Linked DNA regions of Homo sapiens: all the other regions are linked to region 1. A link is an interaction called in ENCODE POLR2A ChIA-PET data of the cell type or tissue named here. Cell type or tissue: PC-9. All regions are shown on one strand. Region 1 holds the start of C1orf210 (chromosome 1 open reading frame 210). Region 2 overlaps MPL (MPL proto-oncogene, thrombopoietin receptor). Region 3 overlaps LOC112268225 (a long non-coding RNA gene).

Region 1 (5,000 bases):
TCCATCAAGCGGCCGCCTTGTTGTAGCTGAACAAGCCAGCCGTGCTCCCGCATCTCAGCATTTGTGCTGGCGGTTCCCTTTGCCTAGAATGCTCTGCCCCCAGATATTGGCACAATCACTGTCTCACTCTTAGCCAGATCTCAGCTCAAACATGCCCTCTTCAGTGAGTCCCCTCTTCTGACTATCTAAAGTAGCACCCACCTCTCAAGTTCACATGGAGCTATCATGAAGCTGTTTTCTTCCCAACATTTACTGTTATCTGAAATAATCTTATTTATTTCTTTGTGTATTGTTCGTCTTATCCACCAGAATGGAAGCTTTATGGCGGCACAAATTGTCCCAGAAGCTAGCACAGAGCCTCTGCATGGTTGTCAGGGCTGCCACAGAAGGTTGTAAAGGTTGTTCACTGCATCAGAGCTCCTGGCTGAGGAGCCGCGGGTGCTGACACCCAGTCTGCCCTCTGTTCTCCATGATGTGGGGCCATTCAGCAGATAGCCATCTGCTATTTAGCAATGTGTGACATATGGGCTGGCTGTGACTCTGGTGGCCATTCAAAAAATATTCATTGAATAAATTACTGAATGATGGATGAGCAGACCCTCTGCTTGTTTTCCTCTGCAGGACTTCATACCAATTACCTTCTCACAGCCTCATTTTCCTTTTCTGTTAAGGGGACAGTTAACATCTATCTCATAGCATGGTTACAAGGATTAAGTGAAATAGTTCATTAAAAAGCTGGCACAAATATGATTCCATTTATATGAAATATCCAGAACAGGCAAATCCATAGAGACTGAAAGCAAAGTAATGGTCGTGAGAGGCCAGGGGGAAAGGGACACGGGGAATACTGCTTAACTGGTCAGGGGTATCCCTTTGGGGTGATGAAGAAGTTTTAGAACTAGAGTGATGGTTGCATGACGTTATGAGTGTGCTAAACACTACTGAATCGTGTGCCTGGAAATGGCTAACATGGGGAATTTTATGTTATATGAATTAGGTTATGGTATATGAGCACCTTAATTTAAGAAAACCTGGCACAGTGTCTAGGACACGCTAGGTGCTCAATGAATATCAGTTGAATCTCATGATTTCCTTGCTTCAAAAATAAAGTAAAACCCTAAGCCCTCCTTGGCACCTCATTGCCCCATCCAGGATAATCCTTTCTTTCCTCAAATTTGTTTCAGAAGGGTATACTTTTGCCATTTTAGATATGGGGGATATGATGGAAACAAGACAGATGCAGAGTCCATTCCCAGAGTTTACAGGTTGGCAGGGAAACTAAAGAGAAAATCACACCCCACATGTTCAGGGATATAGGGGAGAAGGGCCACCATCTGCAGGGGTGCAGTGGAGAGTGGGGAAGGCAGGAGTCCCAGGAGAAGGGAGCAGAGCCTGCAGAGCCAGGGAGAGGAGAGGGCATGGTGAGTTCTGGGAATAGAAAAGAGTTTGGTGGCTGGGCGCAGTGGCTCATGCCTGTAATCCCAGCACTTTGGGAGGCCAAGGCGGGCAGATTGCTTGAGGTCAGGAGTTCGAGACCAGCCTGGCCAACATGGCGAAAACCCGTCTCTACTAAGAATACAAAAATTAGCTGGGTGTGGTGGCACATGCCTGTAATCTAGCTACTCAGGAGGCTGAGGGAGGAGAATCGCTTGAACCCAGGGGCTGGAGGTTGGAGTGAGCTGAGATCGCACCACTGTACTCCAGCCTGGGTGACACAGTGACTCTGTCTCAAAAAAAAAAAAAAAAAAAAGAAAGAAAATAGAAAATAGTTTGGTGTAGCTGCAGCAGAGGAGGCAGGAAAGGTGGGAAGGGATGGCCCTGAGGGTTCAGATTTCATCCTAAGATCTTCAGGGCCAAGTGTGAACTGGCCCCCACCTTCCAGCCACAGTTCTACCATGCCTTGTTTGCATCCCCTCTCTGTACCCCCCTTTTATTTTTTTGAGACAGGGTCTTGCTCTGTCGCCCAGGCTGGAGTGTGATGGCGCAATCATGGCTCACTGTAGCCTAAAACTTCTGGGCTCAGGCAGTCCTCCCCCCTCAGCTTCCCCAGTAGCTAGGACTACAGGTGAGCATTACCACGCCCAGCTAATTTTTGTGTTTCTAGTAGAGATGGGGTCTCCCTATGTTGCCCAGGCTGATCTCCGCTCATGGGCTCAAGCAATCAACCCGCTTTGGCCTCCCAAAGTGCTGGGATTACAGGCGTGAGCCACCATACTTGGCCTCTCTGCAGCCCTTGCTCCCACTGTGCCCGGCCTATCCTTGCGAATTCGGGGCCTCCAGGCCTTGGCGCGTGCGGTCCTTCCTCCCTTAGGTAGTTACGGGGAGCCTGCCCTGGGTCAGTACTGTGCTGGGAGCCACAGGCTGTCAAAGCCTGGCCCCACCCCAGGAGAGCGAATAATCACAAGATAATGAGGAATGCTGCGACAGTGGGTGCTCTGGGCATGGAAGAGTGGGGACTTGCAGGGTAGAGGGAGGACTCAGGGAAGGTGATTCCTGAACTGGAGCTTGAAGAACAGGGGGCACCAGGCCCAGAGACGAGGAGTAAAGCTAAAGGGAATCAGAGAGCACCCGGGAGAGGTTCAGAGCCTGGCTTGTGGGGTCACGGGATCCTGAGATCCAGATGAAGGCTGAGCCCCCATCCAGATCCACCCCTCACCCCCTACACAGTTACACACACATTTGTAGGCAATTTGGGAGTGTTCTTGGTCCTCCTGGCTTTGCCTGGAAAGAATGCCCTCCCCACCCGCTCTGGTTCCAGCCCACCACCCTTACAGGCCTGCAAAGCTCCCTCTTCAACTCTGGACTTTGTACCAGTCACCGGACGTTCAGTTGTTTATCAACCTGAGCACCTGCCTGCTGAGGTGTCTGCCCCTCTAGGGCCCGCTGGACGCTTCTCTGGATCCCAGCTGTACAAACCGCAAGCATTGGGGGGTGAGGGTGAGGTCTACACCCATAAAGTTCTTGGCAAAAGCTTGGGGGAGAGGTAGAATTATCCCTCCCCACTGGAGGCGCTGCCGCAGCCCGCCCTCTGCCAGACCTGCAGCTTCAGCCCCGCCCACTGCCTCCGCAGGTGAGTCAAGCTCTGCCTTGACCCGCCCACCTGTCCAGGTTCTGCCGGCCCCAGCCGGAAGCTTACTCCGCGGATTGTGCACAGTTCTTGAAGGTGGGAACAGAAGAGAAGGCCCGGGGGGGCCGGGGAGGGGGTACCCAGGCTCTGCACAGTACCCAAGGGGCTTCTGGCAGCAGGAAGGAAGCTACACATCAGAGTTGGGGTAGGTGTCTGTGCATGTCAGAGGGGTGTTTGTTGGTGGAGGAAAGTGTGACCTGGGGGGAGGGGCTGTGCGTATGGGGGATGGGCAGATCAGTGTGGGCTGTGAGTTCAGAGGCCTGTTGGGGAGTGTATATGCACCCTTGGAAGGTTAGTGTGTGTGTGTCTTCTTGGGAAGAATTCACAGGGCAGGGAGGAAAGGAATAGGAATACAACCTTAGAAACGTCAAATTGAATTCAGTTCATTCCAGTGTAACACATTCTCATGTTTTGCGGACCTAGTACTAGGATGAGGCCCACAGCAGGCTGAGGAATGAATGAGCAGCTGACCTCTCCTTCCCAGGACGTCTCTCCCGCTCCCACCTGTATATTCACTCTCACGCTCCCCTCGTTAATTTCACAAGCACCACACTGAGGGGCTGAACGCCCAGCTCCCTGCAGCGCCAGGGTACAGATCCTTCAGCCAGCCGTTGCCCACGGGGAGCTGCCCGCCTAGCAATGACTGGTTCTGACTGGTGGTTGACTGGGCAGGATGGTGACAGGTCATCCAGGGTAGGTCCAGGGACAACCTCACAGGCAGGTATGGTCTGATTTGGCCTTGACAGACTGGCGCCCCAAAAACTGAGGAGGGCGTGGCCAGGGAGCAGGAGGGTGGGTGAGTGGGAGGAGGGCATGTGTGTCTGTCTGAAGTGCTGGGGAGGGAACTGTGGAGAAGAGGAAGAAGAGTTTGGCTTGAGGGCCGTGTGCTGGATTGCAAGGCACTGTGGGGCATGGGGAGCTTTTGAAGGGATTTTAACCAGGCTAGTGATGGGGTCAGATTTGGGTTGTAGGCCCATCACTCTGTGGAAGAGACCAGAGGTGGGGAGCCCAGTTAGGAGATTATGGCTAGAGTACAAGAGGAAGGTGGCTTGGACTCAGCTGTGGCAGTGGGGTGGAGAAGAGGGTATTGTCATTCCAGAGATGTTTAGTGGAAGACATGATGGGGATTGATACCAGGTTGGATGTGAGGAGGTTGGGGGGGGTTTGAAGGCACTTGTATCAAAGAATATACTGGGGTACTCCCCTCAACTTCTCTCCTAAGTACTTCCCTAGCCCGGCTACTCTGCCCCCAAGGACTCCCCTGGTTCAGGTGCTCCACTGGCAGATATGCTCCTGCCCTAGCTGTTCGTCTGCCAGGTACTTCTAACTTTCATGCTCCTCCTCTAGATACTCCCCAGATTCAGGTGCGCCTCCTCCAGACACTCCTTTGATCCAGGTGCTCCTCCTACAGGTGTTTCCATGCCTGGATGATCTTCCTCCAGCTACTCCCCTAATTGAAGTGTTCCTCCTCTAGGTGTCCCCAGCCCTGGGTGATAATTTCCTGATTCAGGTGATCCTCATTTGGATACTCCCTGGCTTGAGCCTCCCTGTGGGGGCAGAGTGTGGGCCTCCTTTGAGTAGAGGTGAAAGGACAGGGGTTTGCTTGAAGGGCTGAGGGTAGAGGTGGGCAGCAGCGGCTTTCAACTTAGAAGGGCCAGGGCTGCTCTGGCTGTGTCCAGGGCCCCTGTCCTCAGTAGCAACTTGCATCACCCTCCCCATATGTGGTCTCCGCTTTGGCTGGGTAGCTCCAAGCAATTGCTGTTTTCTGACCTTCGGGAGCCAGGACCCACCTCTGCCCCTGTCTCCCATCCTCAGCTTACCAAGCAGTGCAACAGACTGGGCTCTGGGTTCGAATCTGAAGACTTTAGTTGAG
Region 2 (5,000 bases), 64 kb before region 1:
GAACAAGTTGTATTGTTGGGGCAAGGATCCAGTACCAGGCAGGGTTGGTGGTGGGCACAGGGGAGGGAAGCACACTCACCGGGCTCAGGGCTGCAGTGTCCCTAAGGTACTGGCCTAGGACCCGGTGCAGGTCTGGAAGTGAGGGCCACAGGGCATGCCTCAGTCTCCTGGGGGAGAAGGAAGAGAAGCAGACTGAGCCATGGCAGTGGATTGGCAGGGAGGAGGACAGCAGTTGGGGTGGGGGAGCAGTGAGGCCGGGGAGTAAGGCTTGGAGATATAAGAGCATGGTCAAGGCAATAAAGTTGGGCAGGGGAGTAGAGTAAGAAGAAAACCTCAGGTAGGGGAGGGAAGTCAGTGGTGGGCAGGTTCAACAAAGGGTGCTGCAGTTTCCTCAAACACTCCAATGTTTGTTCTGTCTGGAACACTGGATTCATTCCCTCACCTCATTGTAGGCCTCTGTTCAAATGTCATCCCTGACTACCTTGCCTGAAACACAGTAGTCCCTCTTTATCTGCAGGGGATATGTTTCAAGACTCCCAGCAGATGTTTTTTCTATACGTACATACCTACAATAAAGTTTATAAATTAGGCACAGTAAGAGATTAATAATGACTACTAATAAAATAGAACAATTAGAACAATATGCCAACATCACTACTCTTGTACTTTGGGGCCATTATTAACTAAAATGAGGGTTACTTGAACACAGCTCTGCAATACCTCAACGAGTCAATCTGATAAGCAAGATGGCTGCTAAGTGACTATGGGGCAGGGAGCATATACAGCGTGGAGATGCTGGACAAAGGGATGATTTACATCCCGGGTGGGACAGAGCGGCATGGCAAGTGATTTCATCGTGCTACTTACAATTTAAAATACATGAATTGTTTATTTCTGGAATTTTCCATGTAATTTTTTTCAGACCTTAATTGACTGCGTGTAACTGAAACCACAAAAAGTGAAACTGTGGATAAGAGGGGACCACTGTAGTGCTGCTTCCTTTCCCCATGACAGGCTATCTCCTGCTGTACTTCATTTTTCCTTATAGTATTTGACTTGTTGTACATTTATTACATTGTTATGTATATTTCTTTTTGTCTGTCTCACCCCACTAGAACATATGGTCCCCGAGAAAAGAGAGTTTGTCTATTTATTCACTCCTGTATTTCTAGGGTGTAGAATAGTGTCTGACCCATAGTAGGTGCTCAGTAAATTAGCTGAATGAATGAATGAAGAAAATCAGTGGAGCTTATTAGTAAGTTACTGGAGAGGGTAGTCTATCTGGGAAGAATATGGATTAAGATGTATTGGAGGGGCCTCCATTTTTTTGTTGTTTTGTTTTGTTTTGTTTTGTTTTGTTTTGTTTTGTTTTTGAGATGGAGTCTCCCTCTGTGGCCCAGGCTGGAGTGCAGTGGCGCGGTCTTGGCTCACTGCAAGCTCCGCCTCTCAGGTTCACACCATTCTCCTGCCTCAGCCTCCTGAGTAGCTGGGACTACAGGCGCCCACCACCATGCCTGGCTAATTTTTTTTGTATTTTTAGTAGAGATGGGGTTTCACTGTGTTAGCCAGGATGGTCTTGATCTCCTGACCTTGTGATCTGCCCACCTCGGCCTCCCAAAGTGCTGGGATTACAGGCGTGAGCCACCGCACCCGGCCAGAACCTGGATTCTTTAGCTTCATATTTCCATGTGGAGGGACGTCAGTAGAACATTTCAGGCCGCTTCAGTGACCTCACTCATATCTCTCCAGGGGAGAAGGTGTGACTTACCTGGTAAATTGGGGAAAAGAAACTGAGTATGCCTGGCTCAGCAGACCACCTCCTCCTACTTCTCCAACTTTTTTGTTGGATCTGGCTACCTGCATGGAGGCTACCTTTCAGTCTGCTCATACGTATGGGCAGATTAAAAGTTCAAAGAGAGGTATGTTCAGAGGGAGATGGTAGCCCATGAGAGTGGCACCTGAACCAGCCCAGGACCATCAGAAGACACCATCTGGAGGAGATGACTTCTGAGCTAAGTCTTAAAGAAGCAGCAGATGAAGGATGGAGGTGGGATGCATTCTACCCTTCATGTTTATAGCCTCCAATGGCATTTCTCCTCAGCCTTCGTCTTCCCACATAAATGAGTCACTCATTAATAACATTTATTTAAGGGCCTGCTTTTTGGCAGGCACTGTGCTAAGGATTTAAAGATGACCAAGTAAGGTATAATAGGGAAGATATATAAAGAAATAAACACAGTAAAACACTACTGGTACTGTATTGGAGCACAGAGCAGCGGCCAAAAGGGGGAGGGTCAGGAAAGGTTTCTTAAGAGTTGGTGAAGAAAGTTATTTACAGATGAATGGGTTTAGTGAGACAGGGAGGCTATTTCAGGCAGAGCGGACGTTATGTGCAAAGGCACTGAGAAGTAAAACCTGACTTGTGGAGAAAACCAGTTTGGAAAGGCTGATGCACAGGGTAGAACAGGCTGAAGTGCTTGCTGGCAGGGGCCGATTTTGCAGAGCCTCGCTTGTCATCATAGGGAGCCTGGACTATATCCTGGGAGCTATTGAAAGGATTTAAGGAGGGAATTGATAGGTTCATGTGCGCATTTTAGAAAGATTATTCTGGTGGCTGTGTGAGGCTAGATCGGAGGGGCAAGAGGTTCTGTTTCAGTGAGTCAGGTCGTGTCTGTAGGGCTAGAGAAAGGGGGCCATTGTTTGGACTAGGTTTAGGAGGTGGGACCTGACGGCAGATTGGATGGGGGTGGAGTGGGCAGTTTGGCTGAAGGGTGGACGGTGGCCTAGTCGCCGAGGTGAGCAGCAGGAGGCGGGGCTGTTCGAGGTGGGCGGTATAGTGGGCGTGTTAGAGTGTAAGGAGCCGCGGCGAGTCCCAGAGGTGACGTGCAGGAAGTGGCGAAGCCGTAGGTGCGCACGGGCGGTGGACGGAGATCTGGGGTCACAGAGCGAACCAAGAATGCCTGTTTACAGGCCTTCGGCTCCACCTGGTCCACCGCCAGTCTCCTGCCTGGCGGGGGCGGTACCTGTAGTGTGCAGGAAACTGCCACCTCAGCAGCAGCAGGCCCAGGACGGCGCTGAGGCCCAGCACTAGATGCAGAGCGGTCACCAAGGAGATCCAGGCTAGGAGACAAAAAGGGTCAGACTTCGGCCCACCCGGGCCGGAGCCCCGCCCTCATCCAGCCAGCCCCTACTCTGGCCCCGCCCCTCGCCGCCCCTGGGCACTGCGGGCACCTGCGCAGCCGTCGGCCCGCAAGGTCAGGGCCCCGCCCCTCTCCGCGCCCCGCGCCTCGCCCCTCTCCGAGCCCCGCCCCACTCGCACCCGGCGCCCAGTCCCTGGCGCAGGCGCTGTGCGGCTTTGGTGCGGCCGGGGCTTGCCTCACCGGTCTCGGTGGCGGTCTCCACCCTAGTTGGGTCCGACCACGAGCTCCAGGGACCTTGGTAGGTGGGGCCGTTGAGCCTGGCGCGCAGCTGTAAACGGTAGCGAGATCGCGGGCGCAGCTCCAGGGTCCCTCCTCGGGCCCCGAGAGGCGGCTCCAGCACCTGAGCAAAGAAGCGTGCGGTGGCCCGGCGTCGGGGCTTCGATAGCCCAGCGTCTGTTTGACCCAAATCCTGCAGCTCCGAATCCCCAGGCGGTCGGAGATTCCCACAAAGAGCCCCACCGGCAGAAAACACGCTTCCCAGCAACAGGATAGAGCGCCCTAACCGAGAGCCTCTCCCTAACGGGATCACGCTCTGCCCGAGAGAAACGTGCCAGGCCCACCTCCTGAGACACAGACCTCACCTCAGAGAGCTACGTATCCTAACACCAACACCCAGGTACACCCTCGGCAGGGATCCCGGTACACGCACACCCTACCGGGTGTTCTCACAACTCCAGGTCGGGCGATGGACACCCCCAGAAACAGATATATTCAGAGCCACACAGACCATGCCACAAATAATACTCATGCTGCAGAGGATGCCAGATTTGCGTTAGGCGCTGGGGTACAAGCATCATGTGTACAAGCAGGAAGGCAGCAAACATTTATGAACTGTGTGATACTCCAAACATTGGGTTAGGCACTGGGGAGAAAGCAATAAAACACCGTCTCTTACATATCTAATGAGAAAGACATCCAAACAGGTAAATAATCACAACAATTAATTAGTGCAAGGCACCACGGAAGTCCAGAGAAGCATTTAATGCTTGGTTTTGTGCCACAGAGTAGTTTAGTGTGCTAAAAGCATGGATGACACGGCTGGATGGTCACAGATGAGTCTAAGGCAATCCTGGTAGGAATTTGAGGACTATTAGTACGTTATTGCCATCAACTTAGTTGATGAGTAAGGGGAAGGGATAAGGGAAGAGCAAGAAGAGTCAAGGGTGCTTCTAGGCTTGGGTACTGGGTAAGTAGCGGTGCCATTGTCAGAGACAGGACACAGAAGAGAAGTAAGTTTGAGGAAGATATACTTTAGGGTTCCATTTTATAGAGTTCAACAACAGTCCAAATGAATCAATGGTAATGTCAGGATGGTGATTACCTTTGGTGGCGGGGGATGTGTCGGAGCATTGGGAGCTTCTGAGGTGCTGGAAATAATTTATATCTTGATCCTGGTTATGGTTATGTGGATGTATACACAAGTACAGACTATATATGTAAAATTTGTACACTTTGTTGTATGTAAGTTTTATCACAATAAAAAAGTAAAGCTTCAGGAGGAAGAGGAGTTCCATTCTGGATAGACTGAGTCTGAAATGTCCAGGGGGAGGAAGTTTTGGTAGAACCATAAGATGTTGTACATAGTTGTATATATGTGTGGCAAATGAGAATAAAAGTAGACAAACTAATATTTAAGTAATGTATATTGAGCACCTTCCTTATGCCAGGCAGTATGCTAGGTATTTAGATATAGTATTTAATCTTTACTATAACTCCATAAGGTAGATAGCTTCATCCTCATTTCACCAATGAGGAAACAGACTTCAAACATTTTGGTAATTTGCCTGTGGTTTGTAAATT
Region 3 (5,000 bases), 93 kb before region 1:
CTTGAAACTGTTTTCTAAAACATCTTTCTCTAAGTGAAGATTCATCAAAGAGATGGTAAGTTACCACAAAGTTATCACAAGTTACAAGTTCTGACATACCTTGTGTGTTAGAAGTCGCCCTCCCCCTCACACATCTCTCTCTCCTTGGGCAAGATACATGTACCAAAGAGACTCCTCCAGTATAGGCAATAAATTATACTTCTTCCACATGAAGATAACCTTTCCTACTGAATCAAATATAAGTGCCTTGGGATGCTCGTCTTCCTATGTTTTCTCTGCCATTCCACTGCTTTCCCTAATTCTCACCCTAATTTCCCTAGTTTGTGGTCATTTTGATTCTTCATCTTTTCTTGCCCACATTCCCTACGTAGATATCCTTTGTTCATTTTTTTTTTTTTTTTTGAGACAGGGTCTCACTCTGTCATCCAGGCTTGAGTGCAGTGGCACAATCACCTCTCACTGTGATCCTGCAACTCAGGTGGTCCTCTAGGCTCAAGTGATCCTCCCACCTCTCAGCCTCCCAAGTAGCTGGGACCACAGGCATGTGCCACCATGCCCAGCTAATTTTTAAATTATTATTATTTTTAATGGAGACAGGGTCTCTATGTTGCCCTGGCTGGTCTCAAACTCCTGAGCTCAAGCGATCCTCCCACCTCAGCCTCCCAAAGTGCTGGGATTACAGGTGTGAGCCACCACACCCAGTCTATCCTTCATTCTTTTTGCCAGTTTCTCTGGGCTACATTTCATGGCCTTAGATAGTGCCATTTTAGTGTCTCTTCCATGTTAAAAGATCCTTCTTAACCCTACATCCCCTCTCACTGACTCACTCGCGCCATGCTCTTGAAACAAAGTGCTTAGAATCACTGTTTCTTTTACCTCCCATTCACTTTTCAACCCCTGTGTTTGGGCTTCTACTTCCACCACTCCTCAGAAACTCAGAGATCACTGTTGACCTAATGGCTAAATCCAGAGTTTTTTCAATCCTCATAGTAATGTATCTGCAGCATTTAATGCTGACCATTTCCTTTAGTCTCTTTCTCCCCCATGGCTTCTATGGCACATGCTCTCCTTGTTCATCCTCCTCTCTGGCCATTCCTTCTCTGCAGCTTTTGGACTTTTATACTTCTTCCTGCTTCTTAAATGTTATTCTCTAGGACTTGTCCTTAACCCCCTTTTCTTCTTCTTCTACCTGCTTTCTGTGACCACCACTTTTATGTGCATAATTTAAGCGAGTTTTATTTTCAGCTCAGACCTCTTTGCTGAGCTGCAGATTCCTGATGGATATCTCTACCTGTATGATCCACAGCTGGTTGAATGTCCAAATCCAGTTATTCTAGCCTACACACCTGTTTCTCTTCTAAGCCAGGAATATGGAAACCATTCTAAATTATTCTCCCTCTGGGTCCCCAACCCCCTCATACCTAATCAGATACTAAATCCTACCAATTCTGTCTCCCCAGTGTCCATCCACCCTGTCCTACAGTTTAGGCTCTAGGCCTCTCTTACTAAAAGTATTGTTCAGACTCCATATCTCTAGCCATGCCCACTCTAACTCATCTTCCAAAAGGCTACAGATAGGTCTTTCTAAATTGCAGATCTGATCACATTACTCCCCTGATTAAAATCCTTTATCTCCAGTCCTGCCCACTTTAACTTGTCTTCCAAAAGGCTGCCAGATAGGTCTTTCTGAACTGCAGATCTGATCACATTATTCCGTTGATTAAAAGCCTTTTGATAGTTTACTCCCCATGTAGGGTGGGTGTGCCAGACATACTGAAAATCACAAGATAAAATCTTCCTGGAATGTTCATTTTAAGGGTAATTTAAAACAGAATACACATTTAACATGTATTGTTATTTTATTATTTTGAGACATGGTCTGTCTCACTGTTACCCAGACTAGAGTGCAGTGGCGCGATCTTGGCTCACTGCAACCTCCGCCTCTCAGGCTCAAGCGATCCTCCCACTTCAGCCTCCCAAGTAGCTGGGACTACAGACACTCGCTACCATACCTGGCTAATTTTTGTATTTTTGGTAGAGATGGGGGCATATGGACAACATACCTGGTGGGTGGGTTGGTAGGGGTGGGTGTGCCAGGCATACTGAAAATTACAAGGTAAAATCATCCTGGAATGTTCATTTTACTTAAGAGTAATTTAAAACAGAGAACACACATTTAGCATGCATTATTATTTTATTTTGAGACACGGTCTCACTGCGTCATACAGGTTAGAGTGCAGTGGTGCGATCTTGGCTCACTGCAACCTCCATCTCCCAGCTCAAGTGATCCTCCCACCTCAGCCCCCAAGTGGCTGTGACTACAGGCGTGCGCCACCATACCAGGCTAATTTTTTAATTTTTGGTAGAGATTGCTTTTGCCACATTGCCCAAGCTGGTCTCAAACTCCTGAGCTCAAGTGATCCTCCTGCCTCAGCCTCCCAACATGCTGGGATTATAGGCATGAGCCACCACACCCAGCCAGCATGCATGCATTATTAAGAAAAAATAGTCTTCAAAGAATTCCTACTAGTCTGAACAGCTTCAGACTAAGCCACCAGATTCCCTAGGGATATTTATTTACTCTTTTTGGCCATTACATTTACTTCATTGGAAAAACTTAAAAAATAGCTCAGATTTTCTGGAAAGGCAAGTAAGATTCTGTGTGATGCAGCCCCCTGCCTCCTTCTTATTGTCATGCCACCCACTCAATTCCCAAGCCATCAACATTGCTTGCAGTTTCCTGAATGTGACAGCTCTTTCAAACCTCCATTCCTTTATTCCCACTGTTCCCTCTGCATGGAACACTGCCCTATCATTCTGTCTGATGAATACCCAATCATCTTTCAAAAATCAGCTCACAAGTCACCCCACTCTTGCCGGTGCAGTGGTTCACGCCTGTCATCCCAGTACTTTGGGAGGCTGAGGCGTGAGGACTGCATGAGCCCAGGAGTTCGAGACCAGCCTGGACAGCACACGAAGACCCTGTCTCTACTAAAAAATTAGCCAAGTGTGGTGGCACACACCTGTGGTCCCAGCCATTCGGGAGGCTGAGGTGAGAGGATTGCTTGGGCCTGGGAGGTCAAGGCTGCAGTAAGCTGTGGTTGTGCCGCCGCACTCCAGCCTGGGCAACAGAGCCAGACCTTGTCTCAAAAAAAAAAAAGAAAAAAAAGAAAAAAAAAAGTCACCCCTGTGTGAAGTTGTGAAGTTTTCCAGTAACCCACAACTCAATACCACTCCCACCAGGTAAGATTAATTACCTCCTCTTTTATGCTCCACATTTGTACCTTGTACAAACTTATTCTAGCTCCTGGTGCACTTTATTGTCTCCCAGATTCAAGCATCCTGAACTTTGAATCCAGCTCTTCCACCTGAGAGCTGAGTGATCTTAGGCAAGATAATGTGTGTGCCTGGCATACTATAGCATCTAGCCCATATCATAAACACTATAAATGGTAGTGCTACTATTATTACTATTATGATTTGTCTTTGGAGAAGTAGTATAAAATAACATTTTGATTTAAAAAGCAGGTTTTCGTGCCAGACTGCCCCAGTTCAAATCCTAGCTGTGCTACTTACCAGCTGTGTGGCCTTGGGCAAGTTAGTTCACTTCTCTATGCCTTTGCCTCCTTATTCCTGGGGTCGATAATAATGGCTATTTCATAGGGTTGCTGTGAGGTTTAAATGGGTTAATATATATAAAGTGCTTAGGATAATGCTGACAACAGTAGAAGCACAATACATATTATCTATTCATAGGGTAACATCTGGAACTCTCTGCTCTCAGTGATTGTTGCTTGAAAAAAACGATTGACCAATTCCTCTAAGAGGTCATAACCTCTCCTTCCCTCTGCAGCTCCCCTGTGCTCATGTCTCAGGAGCTTAGCCTCAGGAGACGCTTTTTGTGCATATTTCGTCCCCCATGGTATCTCCCTAGTAATGTGTGGAGTAGGTACTGGAGCATTTTTACATTGGATTACCTGACATGATAAGTCAATTTCAAATCTAGTTTTGTGAATTGTATTTCTCCCACCTAGTTGTTGCCTACGTTCTTTCATTAAGAAATTGTGTTCTTTTGACTTGAGGCCAAATGATAAGACCTCTCACCTGAAATGTTCTTTTTCATGCCTTCTGAACTGTATCTCTTCCCTGTCTAGACTAGCTAACCACTCAGTTCCATAGTTTTTCTACAGTCAGTCCCTAAAGGAGGCCCTTCACCACACATAGCTTTCTCTGTGCAGTTGTGATGAATTCTTGCCTCGCTTGTCTGTGCTTGCTAGGTCGGGCTCAGTTCTTCGTGGGTGGCTGTGTGTAATTCACTGGAGATCAAAACCGGAGCTCTTTGGTGCCATGCTTGCCTCTCTTCCCGCCACACTGACCACCAGTCCTTCAGACTTTGTTTTGTCATGGCATACTCTACGACTCTTGCCACTTTGCCATAAGTGCTCTCAGCTGTAGCCATAAGGAAATAGCTGGGAGTCAGGTGTTGCCTCATACCTCCATGGCTTATACATGCTCTGCCCTACGCAGAATACCCTCTCTCTTTCCTGCTCCAAACCCCTTATTCACCTGATAAACAATTCATCCTTCCAGTTCACATGTCACCTACTCCTGTAAAGTCTTTACTACTTCCTCCCCTGTACACTTGACCATTCTTAAACTGTACCTCTCCTGTGCCCTGTATACTTCCATTCTAGCACCCATAGTTCTATTGCAGTTTATTTATTTTCAAGTTCATATCCTGGTTTGAACACTTATCCATTGTGTGGCCTTAGAAAGTTACTTCACTTACAAGAACCTCAGTTTCCAGCTCTATAGAATGGGATTATAGTACCAACTTCAAAGAGCACCTTCAACAAAACATATTTAAAGTTAAATTTAAATCTTTAGGTAGCTCTTAATTTTCTACCAGATAAAGTCCAAGCTTCTTAAAAAGGCCCTTCAGGCAAATAGTCAACACTCAAGTGGTAACTGTTAGTCTCTTTTACTTTCTCCTGAGCAAT

Evidence for each region. ChIA-PET counts read pairs that join two places held together with the same protein. Peaks named below come from ENCODE experiments on the same cell type or tissue, not always from the same donor. Only the 100,000 strongest peaks of a DNase experiment are listed, where the experiment ranks them.
Region 2: POLR2A ChIA-PET joins it to region 1 with 11 read pairs; 12 of 35 experiments call an interaction of 5 or more read pairs at or near these places.
Region 3: POLR2A ChIA-PET joins it to region 1 with 12 read pairs; 14 of 35 experiments call an interaction of 5 or more read pairs at or near these places.

The regions. Positions count from the first base shown.
Region 1 is chr1:43,283,716-43,288,715 of GRCh38, reverse strand. C1orf210 (chromosome 1 open reading frame 210) reads left to right here and starts at 3,135. Exons shown (of 3, transcript NM_182517.3): 1 at 3,135-3,272. RefSeq lists enhancers at 2,038-2,595, 2,596-3,154. In PC-9, a CTCF peak has its summit at 2,978; a DNase peak (open chromatin) is centred at 3,015; H3K4me3 peaks cover 1,820 bases; H3K27ac peaks cover 1,072 bases.
Region 2 is chr1:43,347,383-43,352,382 of GRCh38, reverse strand. MPL (MPL proto-oncogene, thrombopoietin receptor) reads right to left here. Exons shown (of 12, transcript NM_005373.3): 9 at 3,381-3,540; 10 at 3,024-3,120; 11 at 80-167. Among named protein-coding and RNA genes, the nearest start is that of CDC20-DT, 8.8 kb to the left of the region's middle. RefSeq lists enhancers at 2,241-3,211, 3,212-4,183 and a silencer at 3,137-3,346. In PC-9, no CTCF peak of the experiment used is centred here; DNase peaks (open chromatin) are centred at 2,902 and 3,312; H3K4me3 peaks cover 2,536 bases; H3K27ac peaks cover 3,170 bases.
Region 3 is chr1:43,376,375-43,381,374 of GRCh38, reverse strand. LOC112268225 (a long non-coding RNA gene) reads right to left here. Exons shown (of 2, transcript XR_007066049.1): 2 at 2,176-3,668. Among named protein-coding and RNA genes, the nearest start is that of MED8-AS1, 6.2 kb to the left of the region's middle. RefSeq lists a silencer at 2,873-3,041. In PC-9, no CTCF peak of the experiment used is centred here; no DNase peak of the experiment used is centred here.